Regions from separate parts of the Homo sapiens genome. Here region 2 is linked to region 1. A link is a contact called in ENCODE Hi-C data. All regions are on one chromosome and are shown on one strand. The core of a region is the stretch at or near the end of the contact, and the rest is flanking DNA. Distances in the headings are between cores, read along the strand shown. Region 1 holds the start of SF3B6 (splicing factor 3b subunit 6). Region 2 holds the start of SELENOI (selenoprotein I).

Region 1 (6,841 bases), core at 2,320-4,819:
CAGGAGACGCTAGGTCATGGTGCCCCATTTCCCTCTTGCTGTAGCTAGGCCTCATAAATGGTGAACTTCATACATGCTATCATAGAGTTCTGCTATCTAAACTCCATTTACAACAGTTCTTCAAGCAGTGTTTCTAATTCCAACCTATAGATTTACCACTTGCATCTGTATTTATATCCATAATCCCCAAATATACCATGGTATCTTATTTAGCACCAAGCTGACTAGCATCACAAATCTGTTTCCTATGGAAGGTGCTGGAGTTAATCTTATTCTAGACTGCATAGGCGGATCCTACTGGGAGAAGAACGTCAACTGCCTGGCTCTTGATGGTCGATGGGTTCTCTATGGTCTGATGGGAGGAGGTGACATCAATGGGCCCCTGTTTTCAAAGCTACTTTTTAAGCGAGGAAGTCTGATCACCAGTTTGCTGAGGTCTAGGGACAATAAGGTGAGTGATGAATGAAAAGAAAACATGTGATTTAACCCAGAAAAGTGTGGTTCATTTACATTACCCCGAGAAAGGAAGCTCTACCTTAGATTACGGAGGTTAGTTTCTATGAAGAAACCTCCCCCTCTGAAGATAAAGAGGGAACCCGATTTCAGAGAACTGATTCAGATTGGTTGATAGAAGCTTCAGTATCATGAAAAGAAGTGTAGCTGATACTTCACAGGTTATCTGAACATTCTAACAGAATGAAGAAAGCACTGACTATATTAGGAAGTATTTCGAGTAGTTCCAAGACTTTGTTTTCAAAGGCAGAATTCATCTCAGTGTGCTAGAAAGTCTCTTAGGTGAGTAAAAAAATAAGTAAGCCTTGGCCTTCAACAGATTATAGGTTCCATGCCGGGCACAGTGGCACTTGCTTGTAGTCCCAGCTACTTGGAAGGCTGAGGCAGAGGATTGCTTGAGTCCAGGAGTTTCAAGGCTGCAGTGAGCTATGATTGCACCTGTGCATAGCCACTGTACCCCAGCCTGAGCAACATAGCAAAACCTCATCTCAAAAAAAAAAAGATTATATGCTCCTGAAATATTCCATCTGGCAGTCTAGCAGGTACCACCTTTGGGAATGTTTCCACCATAGGGTTTTGCACCAGCTGAGGGACAGGAGAGCTTAAGCATCCTTTTTTCACTAAGCCTATATGAGTCCTATCTGTGGCTGCCTCCTGGGTAAAGACACTTTATTTAAAAACAATTCTTAGGCTGTCAGTGACACTAACATTTTACTCCAGGCTTCAGTCTTTATCTGGTACAGAACAGAAGTTACACATTTGGAGGTACAAGGGAGCCAGAGATCACCTGTAACCCCCCTTTAGCTCCTATGTGGTCTCTTCAGCTGGCTCTAGAAACCAAATTGATACCAGCAGATTGACAGGAGAAAAGCATGTACTTTTTTTTTTTTTTTTTTTTTTTATGGAGACAGGGTCTTACTCTGTCACCCAGGCTGGAGTGCAATGGCACAATCAGCCTCCTGGGTAGCTAAGACTGAAGGCATACCACCATGCCTGGCTTGTATTTTTTATAGAGACAGGTTTTCACCATGTTGCCCAGGCTGATCTCAAACTCCCAGGCTCAAGTGATTCGGCCAAAGTAAGATGCTTTTGTAATTTTTAGACAAAGAACAATAAATTTGAGAAGAAATAAGACAAAATCTGGCTAGGGATAGTAAATTTCTAGGGAAGTCACTAGGAGATATATGGGGGTGGGGGGTGTAAAACTAGTGGAAGATAAGGGTTACTTCCTTAAGTGTATTTATTCAGTTCCATTGCAGCCCCGTTTCCAGTCTCTGGTGATAAGGGCTTTTTGCCCTAGTATGGGGAGGGTACCCCTCTCAGAGGAATCTTTATGACTTGCTACATGCAAGAAGAGACAGGTCAGCTAGCCTTTTCTGAAACTACAATTTCTCCAATGCTTTCACCTCAAAATTAACAATATACCTATCGGACATATTCTGAGATGGCACATGACTCCTTCAAGGGTATTTCACACACATGCTAGGAAGTGAGGGGTTAAGTGTCCCTGTGTGCTTTTTCAGATACGTGGCTTCAGAGAGAGCAAGAAGGCTGAGGAGGATGAGGAGGGCAGGGTGAGGCTCTCTCCCCAGGCTGATGATCTCCTTTCCCTTGTCTTAGTACAAGCAAATGCTGGTGAATGCTTTCACGGAGCAAATTCTGCCTCACTTCTCCACGGAGGGCCCCCAACGTCTGCTGCCGGTTCTGGACAGAATCTACCCAGTGACCGAAATCCAGGAGGCCCATAAGTACATGGAGGCCAACAAGAACATAGGCAAGATCGTCCTGGAACTGCCCCAGTGAAGGAGGATGGGGCAGGACAGGACGCGGCCACCCCAGGCCTTTCCAGAGCAAACCTGGAGAAGATTCACAATAGACAGGCCAAGAAACCCGGTGCTTCCTCCAGAGCCGTTTAAAGCTGATATGAGGAAATAAAGAGTGAACTGGAAGGGTGGCACGCGGACTGGGGCCGCCGCGGCGGGGTTGAGGTGGGAGTCCGGACGGGCGTCGCAGCGGGGATTACTGAGGCCCGATCAGCTGACGCTCAACCTGAGGGCCCCTCCAGGGACGGAGATTCTGGGTATAGTTACAGCGTCAGCCGTGACACAAGCCGCCAGAACCCCACATATTCCGCCTTGCGCACAGCTAGAGGCCCAGGCCCACCACCTCCGGCACCTGCCCGCGCGCCCCGCAACCAGTGGGCACCACAGCAGGCCCCAGCCCTGCCCGCTACTCACCTGGGCCCCACCCCACCTCTCGCCGCCCTCCTCAGGCCCCACCACCTCCCGCTACACATCTGAGCCCCGCCCCACCTCCACCACTTTCCTCAGCCCCAACCACCTCCTGCTACACTTCTGGGCCCCGCCGCACCTCCACCACCCTCCTCAGGCCCCGATCCCTTCCGCTACTCACCTGGGTCCCGCCCCAGCTCAGTCCTCCTCAGGCCCCGCCTTCGCCCGCTACTCACCTGGGCCCCACCCCACCTCTCGCCACCCTCCTCAGGCCCCACCACCTCCCGCTACACATCTGGGCCCCGCCCCACCGCCACCACCCTCCTCAGGCCCCGCCCCTTCCATTACTCACTTGGGTCCCGCCCCAGCTCACCGCCTTGCTCAGGCCCGGCTCCCTCCCGGATACTCACTTGGGCCCCACCCCAGCTCTCCGCACCCTCCTCAGGCCCCGCCCCCTCCCGCTACTCACCTGGGTCCCGCCCTACCTGTCATAACCCTGCTCAAGCCCCGCCTCCTCCGCTCCCCAGTTACTCACCTGAGACCCGCCCCAGCTCTCCGCCCTCCTCAGGCCCCGCCCTCTCCACCCGGGTTCCTCTGCTCAGGGCCTCCCCGACCGGAACATCTCGCCTTTTGGAGGCTACGCCCCGCCCTTTACGGTACAGAGCCCGGAAGTGTCTTGGACTCTCGCCTTTCCATCTTCCGGCCTCGAGTCTCGCTCAGGCTCGGTTTTACCCCGGAGTCTATTCGAAGGGGGCTGCTACGTCAGCGCGTCTCAGCGTAAGACGGCGCTATTCCGCTGTAACAGCTTCCGGCGGGTCCTGGATGTTGATGTCCTGCATCTAACGCGGTGTAACCCCCGAAGCCGAGCGAGCTCCGGAGGAATTTCAGTATCTGCTACGGTAACTTCATCAGCCCGCCAAGATGGCGATGCAAGCGGCCAAGAGGGCGAACGTGAGTATCGGGTGTTCTGCGGAGGGTGGGAGAACTTCGGGTTTGACTTTCTTAGCGGCGTGGATCGGAGCATTCTTGCTCCTCCTCCGTCCCCAGAGCGGAGAACTCCAGAATTCCTATCCTGTCAGCGAAGACACTATCCGGCCCCATCCTCAGAGATATGCTCCTTGAGCCACATTTCTGTCCCCACCCCTTTTGAGAGTTCCTCAGTCTCTACCCTAGTGTCAGTGATAGTGTTACCCCTATAGCCTCTTTGCTTGACCCGCACCTAAGGACCTGGCGTTAGGATTATCTCCTTGACTTAAAGTCGATATCTCAGAAGAGTCCTCAACTAACTTAATGGTTCACCAACAACTAGGACCTGGGATTCCCCTCAGATCATGGTGCTTTTCGGATCCTTCATTAACACATTAATTAAAACAATATTTTTTGAGCACCTACTATGTATTCTGCTTGCCATGTGGGACATAATTCATCAATTATATTTATTGAATAGCTACTATGTGCCAGACACTAGTCTTACGTATTGGGAATACAGCAGTGAATAAAACAAGTCCTTCTGCTTACATTCTAGTGTTTGAGAGTACAGTGTTACGGAAACTTTTAAAAAAAAAAAACTCAAAAAAGAGATTAGTCAACAGTAAAACGCTTAGAGGTGTAAGATGAAGTTAGGCCGAGTGAGGTGGCTCATGCCTGTAATCCCCGCACTTTTGGAGGCTGAGGTGGGAGGATTGCTTGAGCCCAGGAATTCAAGGCTGCCTTGAGCCATGATTGTGCCACTGCGCAGCACTTCAGCCCAGGAGACAGAGCAAGACCCTGACTCAAAAAAAAAAAAAAAAACAGAAAGAAAGAAAGAAAGAAAGAAAAGACAAGCAATTGACCATTGTATATGTAAATGGAGACTTTTGGTGACCTTGATGATAGGAATCATTTCAGTGGATGAAAACTTGATTGCAGTGGGGTGAAAAGATGGTGGAAGTTGAGAAAATGGAAACAGCAAAGACACTCTGTCCATGAGTTCTCATTTAAATAGGAAGTAGGGAAATTGGATGATAGTTGACTTTTTTTTTTGAGATGGACTCTCACTCTGTCACCCAGGCTGGAGTGCAGTGGCACAGTCTTGGCTCACTGCAACCTCTGTCTCCTGAGTTCAAGCAATTCTCCTGCCTCAGCCTCTTGAGTAGCTGGGATTACAGGTGCCCACCACCATGCCCGGCTAATTTTTGTATTTTTAGTAGAGACAGGGTTTCTCCGTGTTGGCCAGGCTGGTCTCAAACTCCTGACCTCAAGTGATCCACCTGCCTTGGCCTCCCAAAACGCTGGGATTACAGGCATGAGCCACCGCACCCGGCCAGATAGTTGACTTTTTAAAAGATGTGTGATATAGGTGTATCTTTATGCCAATGGGAGCAATCCAGCAGAGTGTGCGAAACATGATATGGAAGAAAGATAGGTTGAGTTTAGAAGTGAAGGTTTTGAGTAGATGAAGGTTGGCGTAGTAATAGAGGGAAAGTAGTTGGATATAGATGAAAAGTATTTCAATTGGTCATGTCTATTTTCTCCAAGAAACAAGAATCAGGGTCATCTCCTGGGATGGGCAGGGAAGAGGGTACAGCCCAACTCAGGTGTTAGCAGGAGTGATGGTGGTAAGGTTTGCAAAGGCCTACACCCACCACCATGCCTGGCTAATTTTTTAAAATTTTTGTAGAGATGGGGGTCTCACTATGTTGTCCAGGCTGGTCTCAAACTCCTGGGCTCAAGTGATCCTCCCACTTTGCCTCCCAAAGTGCTGGGATTATAGGGACCAGCCACTGCACCCAGCCTCTGTTGCTTTTTCAAAGATCTGCCCATTTTCAGAAACATCAAATTATACCTCTTATTCTTGGCTTTTTATTATTACGTATCATTAAGAATTTTTTAAAATGCCCCTAATTATAGGGGCATTTAAATTATAATTTTTTAGAATGCCCCTAATTATAATAACAATACGTATTTCTCATTTTAGATTCGACTTCCACCTGAAGTAAATCGGATATTGTATATAAGAAATTTGCCATACAAAATCACAGCTGAAGAAATGTATGATATATTTGGGAAATATGGACCTATTCGTCAAATCAGAGTGTGAGTCTTACTGAGTCATTTAAAGAAAATGATAGCATAATCTGTAATTTCAGAATTATAGCTGACGATGAGGCCACCCTGTGCTGTGTGCAGTGCGACAACCCTTACCAAGAGCCTTGAGACTAGCAGATTGAGATCAGAGAGATGAGATCTTTTTGAAGGGGGGAGAAAACCTACTGAGACCCTAATGATCCAGCTCAATGAGAGCCAAGAAGAGGATTTGAGTTTCCTCAAAGCATTCATTGAAGTAGTAATGAATGCTTTGAGGAAACTGGTTGAGAAGGGAAAGAACTAACATTTATTGCATACCTGTTATTTGTAAAGCTAGCTTGTTACACTGTGTTTTTTGTATGCAGCAGCTCTATAATTTTCTCAACAATCATCACTGTCTCTTTAAATAACCCCAGAATTTCTGAATAAACTAAGTAAAAGAGTATAAAAGTAACAGAAAAAAATGATATTTTCAACTACAGCTCTTTCAATTGAAGATGTAAAAGTATAGAGGAAAACATCTAATTACAAGCATTCACGTTTTAATTTAATATAAAGATTGGGGTTCATACCTTCAAGTGATATTTACTGGACATCTACTGAATACCATTAACCATAATAAGTGCTTTTATTTGGATCAACAAAACTATAGCCCTGAGAGTAAAGTACCTTTCTATCTTACAGTGCTTAGTGGTAAAATCTTCTGACTCTAAATTGAACCTCTACATTACACAGTACCATAGCCTCTGACACCCGAACTCATATGAAAGGGCTAGTGACTTAAGAGTCCATCTGAAAGGATTTCTAAAGTTTTTATTTTAAAAAAATTATTATTTTACCACAGTAATGACTACGTATAAAGTTTTTATTTCTAGTCGGAATTCCGTCTTGTATGACTTGAGAGCTCCTTCCTGGCTTTAGGACTATGAGGTCTTGAGGACCCTCCTTTTGAATGACACTGTCCCTCCAGAGAGTAAACCAAGAGCTGGAAATACATGATCATTGGTACTCAGATGGGGATGAAAGTGAAA
Region 2 (6,090 bases), core at 987-3,486, 2.3 Mb before region 1:
AGTAATTTTTCCACCAACTGCTTTTGTAGTGTCAGTTCTTCTTTACATCCCTCTTATAAAGCATCACATGAGGGAATACAAAATATCTTTTGAGTGTTTTCAATCTTTACCCATTTATGGGGAAAAAAGACTTTTTAAAATAAGCATTTATAAAGCGCTTACTATCTGAAGACAACATAAGGGGAACGCAACGATAAGAAAAAAAGATCTGTGAGATTTGTGTTCAAGCAAAACTGATCCCATGGATTTTTCCTTTGGATACCACTGGATTCATAATTTTAATATAAATGCAGTATTGAGTAATTGCAATAGAAGAATATTTAGGTTATAAATGTGTGCTTTTTTTTCCCCAAGGAAGCCTCATTATAACTAAAATGATATCAACAAACTATTTTAGTGAACATTGGACGCTTGCTAAATCGACCTTTGTTTTCCAGGATGATAGGAAGTCATCTGCTGTCAGATACAGGAACTTATATAATAAAAAAGGGGGAAAGATCAGAACAGAAAATTACACGAAACTTCTAGTAAATTAAGACACTTATTTAGTTGAAAATATAAATCTAGGGAAGATTCTTTATAAGAAAAAGGAGATTTCCTATTATAAACACTGCTCCCATTGAAATAGCTATTTTATTGGCACTTAGAAAGTCAGACCCTAGTAAGGAAGAAAATGTTTTATATGTCAATATTTACCCTGCAGAACAGACAACAAAAGGGGAGTAGAGCTTAAGGCAAAACAGGAGGTATCTGGGTTAACAGCCTTCTAAAATGAAAGTTGAAAAGCACTGGCCCGAGTTACCAAGAAGGCTCTGGACCCTCTTTCCACTTAAAATGTTAAGACAAGTCATCACCTCGGTTCAGAATGGTATGGCACAATACGGCTTGAAAGCAGAGAAACATGCTATGTGACCTTCTAAGGACCCTTGCTTTTTTTTTTTTTAACTCGAGTTAAACAAAATCCATTATGACTTTTTCAGTTATTCATTCATTCCACAAATGCTTACTGGGTGCCTAGTATGCACATAGCACTGTGCTTAAGCCATGATGGTCCACAAGAAAACTCTAATGAGTTGGGCATTATATTCTAATGGCGAGACACGCTAAAGCAGCAATTCCATAAACGAACAGAGCGCACATTTAAGGGGGAAAGGGGCACGTAGGGAGGGCTTCTTTGAGGAAGCAATATTTAAGCTAAGATGTGAAGATGAACGGGTAACAACAAGGATGAAGGGTTAAAGCCCATATTTCAGGCTTGGTCGACTGGATGGTTAGAGTCATTCATTGGTAAAGGAACTGCGGATGGGAACCAGATTTGGAGGAAAGTTAACCACCCGCATTTATTTACTGGGGTCCTAGTATGTTGCCAAGCGCTTCACAAATTCCTCTAATCATTTTGCACAGCAGAAGCTATTACTTTCAGTTTCATACACAAAAGAGAGGCTGAGCGGGGTTAAAATGACGTGCCCAAGACGAAATAAAGAAATCTGACTTTTGTAATCAGGTTTGTATGTGCTCGAAAGCCCGCGCTCTTTCCACTCCACAGCTCCTTCCTGTGCACCTCCCTTTCATCTGGTGGCCCTAGCGCCACAAGCTGCCGCTTAGGAAGTCCCTGCCGGGAGCAGAAGTGGAGACATCAGCAGGATGGCATCGGCAAGTCGCTCCCCTCCCGGGCCTCATCTGCCAAACGATCATCTCCTCCTCCGAAGTTGTATGCATGACAGGCGAGTGGAAACTTCACTAAAATGAAGGCGATTGACACAACAGAAGGAACTCCATCCTTTCGGGGGCTTACGAAAATAATAAGTTTAAAAAAAATAGGAAGGGAATTCCCTCGCTCCATGATCACTGAGCGCTCTCCTAAGGAAAAGGAAATCTCCCGGGGGGTGCCGACTACGGGCGGCGGGCTTAGGATGCTCCCACGCTCCCCGACCCCCAATCCCCAGGACCCGCAGGACCTCCGGAGGAACGCCCGCCAGCCCGCCCGGAGCCACGCGGCACAAGGTGACACGGACCGCGCCGCGCGGGCCCCTCAGCCGCCTGGGCGAGGCCGGGAGCAGGGAGAGGGGCATCCGCCGGCCCGCGGTACCTTGTACTTATCAAAGCCAGCCAGCTGCTCCGGGCTCACGTATTCGTAGCCAGCCATGACGACCCGAAAACTGAGCGCCCACTCGGCAGCGACTCCCGGCTACAAGGCTGTGACACACAAGCACCACACCGGCTGGGCAAGGATGGCAAAGACTGGGCTGCCCGAGAAGGTAGGAGAGCCGCGCTCCGCCCACCGCGCACGCGTAGCCGCCTCGGCCCCTTCGGCCGCCTCTCAGTGCGCAAGCGCAGCCCACGCTTCTCCCCGCCCATCGAGGGGGGGTTGCTAGCCCGCTCGAGCGGCCCGTCCCCCGACACTGCTGTTGTCCAATCGGCGTGGATCAGGCAACACTAAGTCCCGCCTTCCAGCTCTCTTCGTCGCTTCATTTGCTAGCGTCAAAATTGGTGAGCTGAGGTAAGGCAAGAGAGGGGGTGAAAGGTCAATTTCCCAGCGGGCTTTGCTCCCGGTCCCGGGGGAAGGTGGGATTTCTGTGGTATCCGCACTTGCGTGGTGATCTGGGGTATACCGTTTTAGTCTTGGGGGTAGAGTGACTGCTTGCGAACCAGTTCAGCAGTGCCTCAGGTAAGAGGACTTAGTTCTCCCGCTGCAGCGAAGTAAAAGAGGAAGGAGGTCTGTACCGCGAGCCGCTCCCAGCTCCTGGTGCGGTGCGCTGCGTGCCGTAGAAATTTAGTAAACGTGGTTAGATGTAGAGAAGGCCGAGCTGCTGCCGGGGCCACGGGAGTCTTTGTGCGGTCAGCAGAGGGACTTGAAAGACAGGTGAAAGGACATTGGAGACAAGCCCCTCAGGTCTATGTTGCTTAGGAACCTTGGACCGCCTCATCGCACTCCGCTCTATCAAACCGTTCCAAATTAAGATTGCTGGTGTCTCCCGACCAGATAAAAGCAGTGATCTCTCAGTCTCGACGAGTCCTTAAATGCGTTTGCAAGAGGTGTTTTACATAACTGGAGCCCAGTTAATTGTAAAACAAACAAACAAACAAAAAACACTAGATCAATGGCTAGTGAGTATCTACTAATAAAATTTTATAATAGTTGCTGCTTTTTATTGAGCGCCTTCTGTGGGGAGAACTTCACATACATTATCAACCCCATAACAACACTGAAGTGAAAGGCATTATCCCCTTTTTCAGATTAGGCAGCCTGCCCAGAGTCACTTAGTTACGAAGCTCGGAAATGATCGACCCAACATGAAATGAGTTCTGTGTTATGGGAAACCACTACTTCAGGGAGCCTTTCAGTCTCTCTGGGTCTCTGAAATAAGGGCGATTATTTTGAGATACTTTTATGTTCATTCGTTTAACAACTATTTATTGGGGACCCGAGATATGCCAAACACAGTATTATTACTACATGTCTAATCTCCCCTCCTAAAGCATGATTCTTAGAAAGTAATAGATAATCTTATACCTGGTATATGGTAGATAATAAGCTTCTCCCCGCCCCCTGAGACAGGGACTGACTCACCCAGGCTGGAATGCAGTGACGTGATCACGGCTCACTGCAGCCTCGACCTCCCCTGGCTCAGGTGATCTTGCTTCCGTCTCCCAAGTAGCTAGAACTACAGGCGCACACCACCACACCCGGCTAAATTTTTTGCATTTTTTGAAGAATGGGCGCCCGCCAACCAATAAACTTCAGTGTCCTTTATCACACTTGCCCTCGAGGGCAGTATTTGCATCTTATACATCTTAATTTTCCCCATGTTCCATAACCCAGGGGGCTTGCAAATAATACATGATCAACGTATTTTATTGAATGAATGAGCAAAGATCTCTTTGATATGCTGTGAAGTACCAGTTTTGAGAAGAACATTAGAAATGAGAGTCTCGGCCAGGCGCGGTGGCTCACGCTTGTAATCCCTACACTTTGGGAGCCTGAGGTGGAGGGATTACTTGCGATCAGGAGTTTGAGACCAGCCTGGACAATATGGTGAAACCTCGTCTCAACTAAAAATACAAAAACTAACCGGGTGTGGTGGCACGCGCCTGTAGTCCCAGCTACTCAGGTTATTGAGGCAGGAGAATCGCTTGAGCCTGGGAGGTGGGGTTACGGTGAACCGAGATTGTGTCACTGCGCTCCAGCCTGGGCGACAGAGCAAGACTCCGTCTCAAAAACAAAACCAAAAAAACCCTTCATACTTGTAAAACTTAGTTAATTGTGGAAAGCCATAAAATGTGACTTCAGTGCAAGCTAATAATAGTTTATAAACTGCACTTATTGTTTATCAGTTCAGATATAAGCAAACTCAAAATGACATGATTGATTCTTAAAATTGTTTTCTACCTCTGATATTTTCTTTAAAAGCACTTTTTAAAACAGTAACTTTTAATTTTGTGAAAGCAGTTACAATTTGCTGCTTCTCTGCATAAGGTTGTAACAAGTTTGAATCAATTATAAATTCATCTGATAATTTATAAGCTGAAGCATAACCCAGAAATTGGTTTATACTTTGACATGTTACTGGCTGTGTAATCTCAGACAACTTACTTCACTTAGCCCCAGTACTCTTTTTCAAAAAGAGGGTATTTGGGCCGGGCGCCGTGGCTCACGCCTATAATCCCAGCACTTTGGAAGGCCGAGTCGGGCGGATCACGAGGTCAGGAGATCGAGACCATCCTGGCTAACACGGTGAAACCCCGTCTCTACTAAAAATATAAAAACAAAATTAGCCGGGCGTGGTGGCGGGTACCTGTAGTCCCAGCTACTCGGAAGGCTGAGGCAGGAGAATGGTGTGAACCCGGGAGGCGGAGCTTGCAGTGAGCCGAGATCGCGCCACTGCACTCCAGTCTGGGTGACACAGCGAGGCTCTGTCTCAAAAAAATAAAAAAAAAAAAGATCATTTGATCCTAAGATCTAATTCGATCCATTAGAACCTATTAGGTACTACGATCCTATTCATCTCTGAAATTCAGTGAAACTGTATATCATATAACTTCTCTGAGATTAAGTCATCTCATCTGGGAAATCTTGTCTTACCTACAATGATATGGCCCCAGTCTGTTCAATTAAATTCATACAAATTTAAGATATTAGTCATGCTCCATATAACCATGTTTCCGTCAATGAGGGACCACATGTGGTCCCTTAAGATTATAGTGGAGCTGAAAAATTTCTGTCATCTAGTGACATCCTAGCTGTCAAAATGTTGTAACACAAGGCATTACTCACGTTCGTGGTAATGCTAGTGTAAACAAACCTACCGCGCTGCCAGTCATCTAAAAGTATAGCACATATAATTATGTACACTACTGAATACTTGATAATAACTAACTGTCTTACTGGCTTTTGTATTTACTATCAGAGCATATCCTGTCATTAAGTGATGCATGACTGTATTTTCGCAGAATTCTGTGAATCCTAAACCCGGCAGGCATGGTCACGTGGGAAGAGAAAAATGTCATGGAAACAAATTTGCCTTTGGAACTAAGTCACCTTTCTGTTTCCTCGTTCCCAAATTTTATTCCAGGAGGCATTTTTCCCTAAGGCAGCCCAGCTGCCCCGGACTGCTTTAGATTGGCCTTGTTATTCCCATCTGTGCTCTACACGCCACATTCCTGAGTGTAGTTTATTATTGCTTTGTTTCCCATGTCTGCCTCTTCATCCATTGAAGTTTATTTCTTCTACATCTTGTACACTCAAGATCAGGCATTTTGCCTTCCAGAATAATAATCATAGAAAATATCAATTCGTGCTAGAAACAATATTTTTATTTTTATAATATAACCAAAATAAAGTGTTTTAAGTTCCTGGAGTGCCTGTTTTATTTAGTCTGAATAAGAGTGTATCAGATAAATGGAGACAGCCAAAAAATATTGGAGGTTAATTAAGGACTAATGTAGTTAATAACTCCAATATAAGTTACTGAAGCCATAAAAATGGGCAGGGTCTTCCAAAGAAGTTTGTAAAAAGGTATTGATTTAGTTCTCATTTTAAAATAAAAATGAATGCCTTATACACATAAACTCTGGTTCTCAAAGCAGTTT

The links. Hi-C counts contacts between places; a loop is a spot of excess contacts on that map. Pooled maps may share reads with other maps.
Region 2: a map of CD8-positive, alpha-beta T cell shows a loop between it and region 1 (19-fold over the local background). The contact joins the promoter of SELENOI here to the promoter of SF3B6 in region 1. A Hi-C loop is called at or near these places in 2 of 168 maps with a recorded cell type or tissue (CD8-positive, alpha-beta T cell and naive thymus-derived CD4-positive, alpha-beta T cell), 1 of 37 single-sample maps with no recorded cell type and 9 of 50 pooled maps.

The regions. Positions count from the first base shown.
Region 1 is chr2:24,073,054-24,079,894 of GRCh38, reverse strand. SF3B6 (splicing factor 3b subunit 6) reads left to right here and starts at 3,569. Exons shown (of 4, transcript NM_016047.4): 1 at 3,569-3,695; 2 at 5,701-5,819. The coding sequence starts at 3,666. It overlaps TP53I3 (tumor protein p53 inducible protein 3), which reads left to right. Exons shown (of 5, transcript NM_004881.5): 4 at 255-451; 5 at 2,134-2,462. The coding sequence ends at 2,316. It also overlaps a transcript of FAM228B not described here. RefSeq lists a silencer at 2,695-3,344 and enhancers at 3,455-3,684, 3,219-3,750, 3,751-4,283.
Region 2 is chr2:26,342,289-26,348,378 of GRCh38, reverse strand. It overlaps SELENOI (selenoprotein I), which reads right to left and starts at 2,236. Exons shown (of 10, transcript NM_033505.4): 1 at 2,090-2,236. The coding sequence starts at 2,146. It overlaps ADGRF3 (adhesion G protein-coupled receptor F3), which reads left to right and starts at 1,590. Exons shown (of 14, transcript NM_001321971.2): 1 at 1,590-2,258. The coding sequence starts at 2,145. RefSeq lists enhancers at 1,332-1,431, 1,544-2,311, 2,632-2,771 and silencers at 1,972-2,021, 2,082-2,141, 2,192-2,421.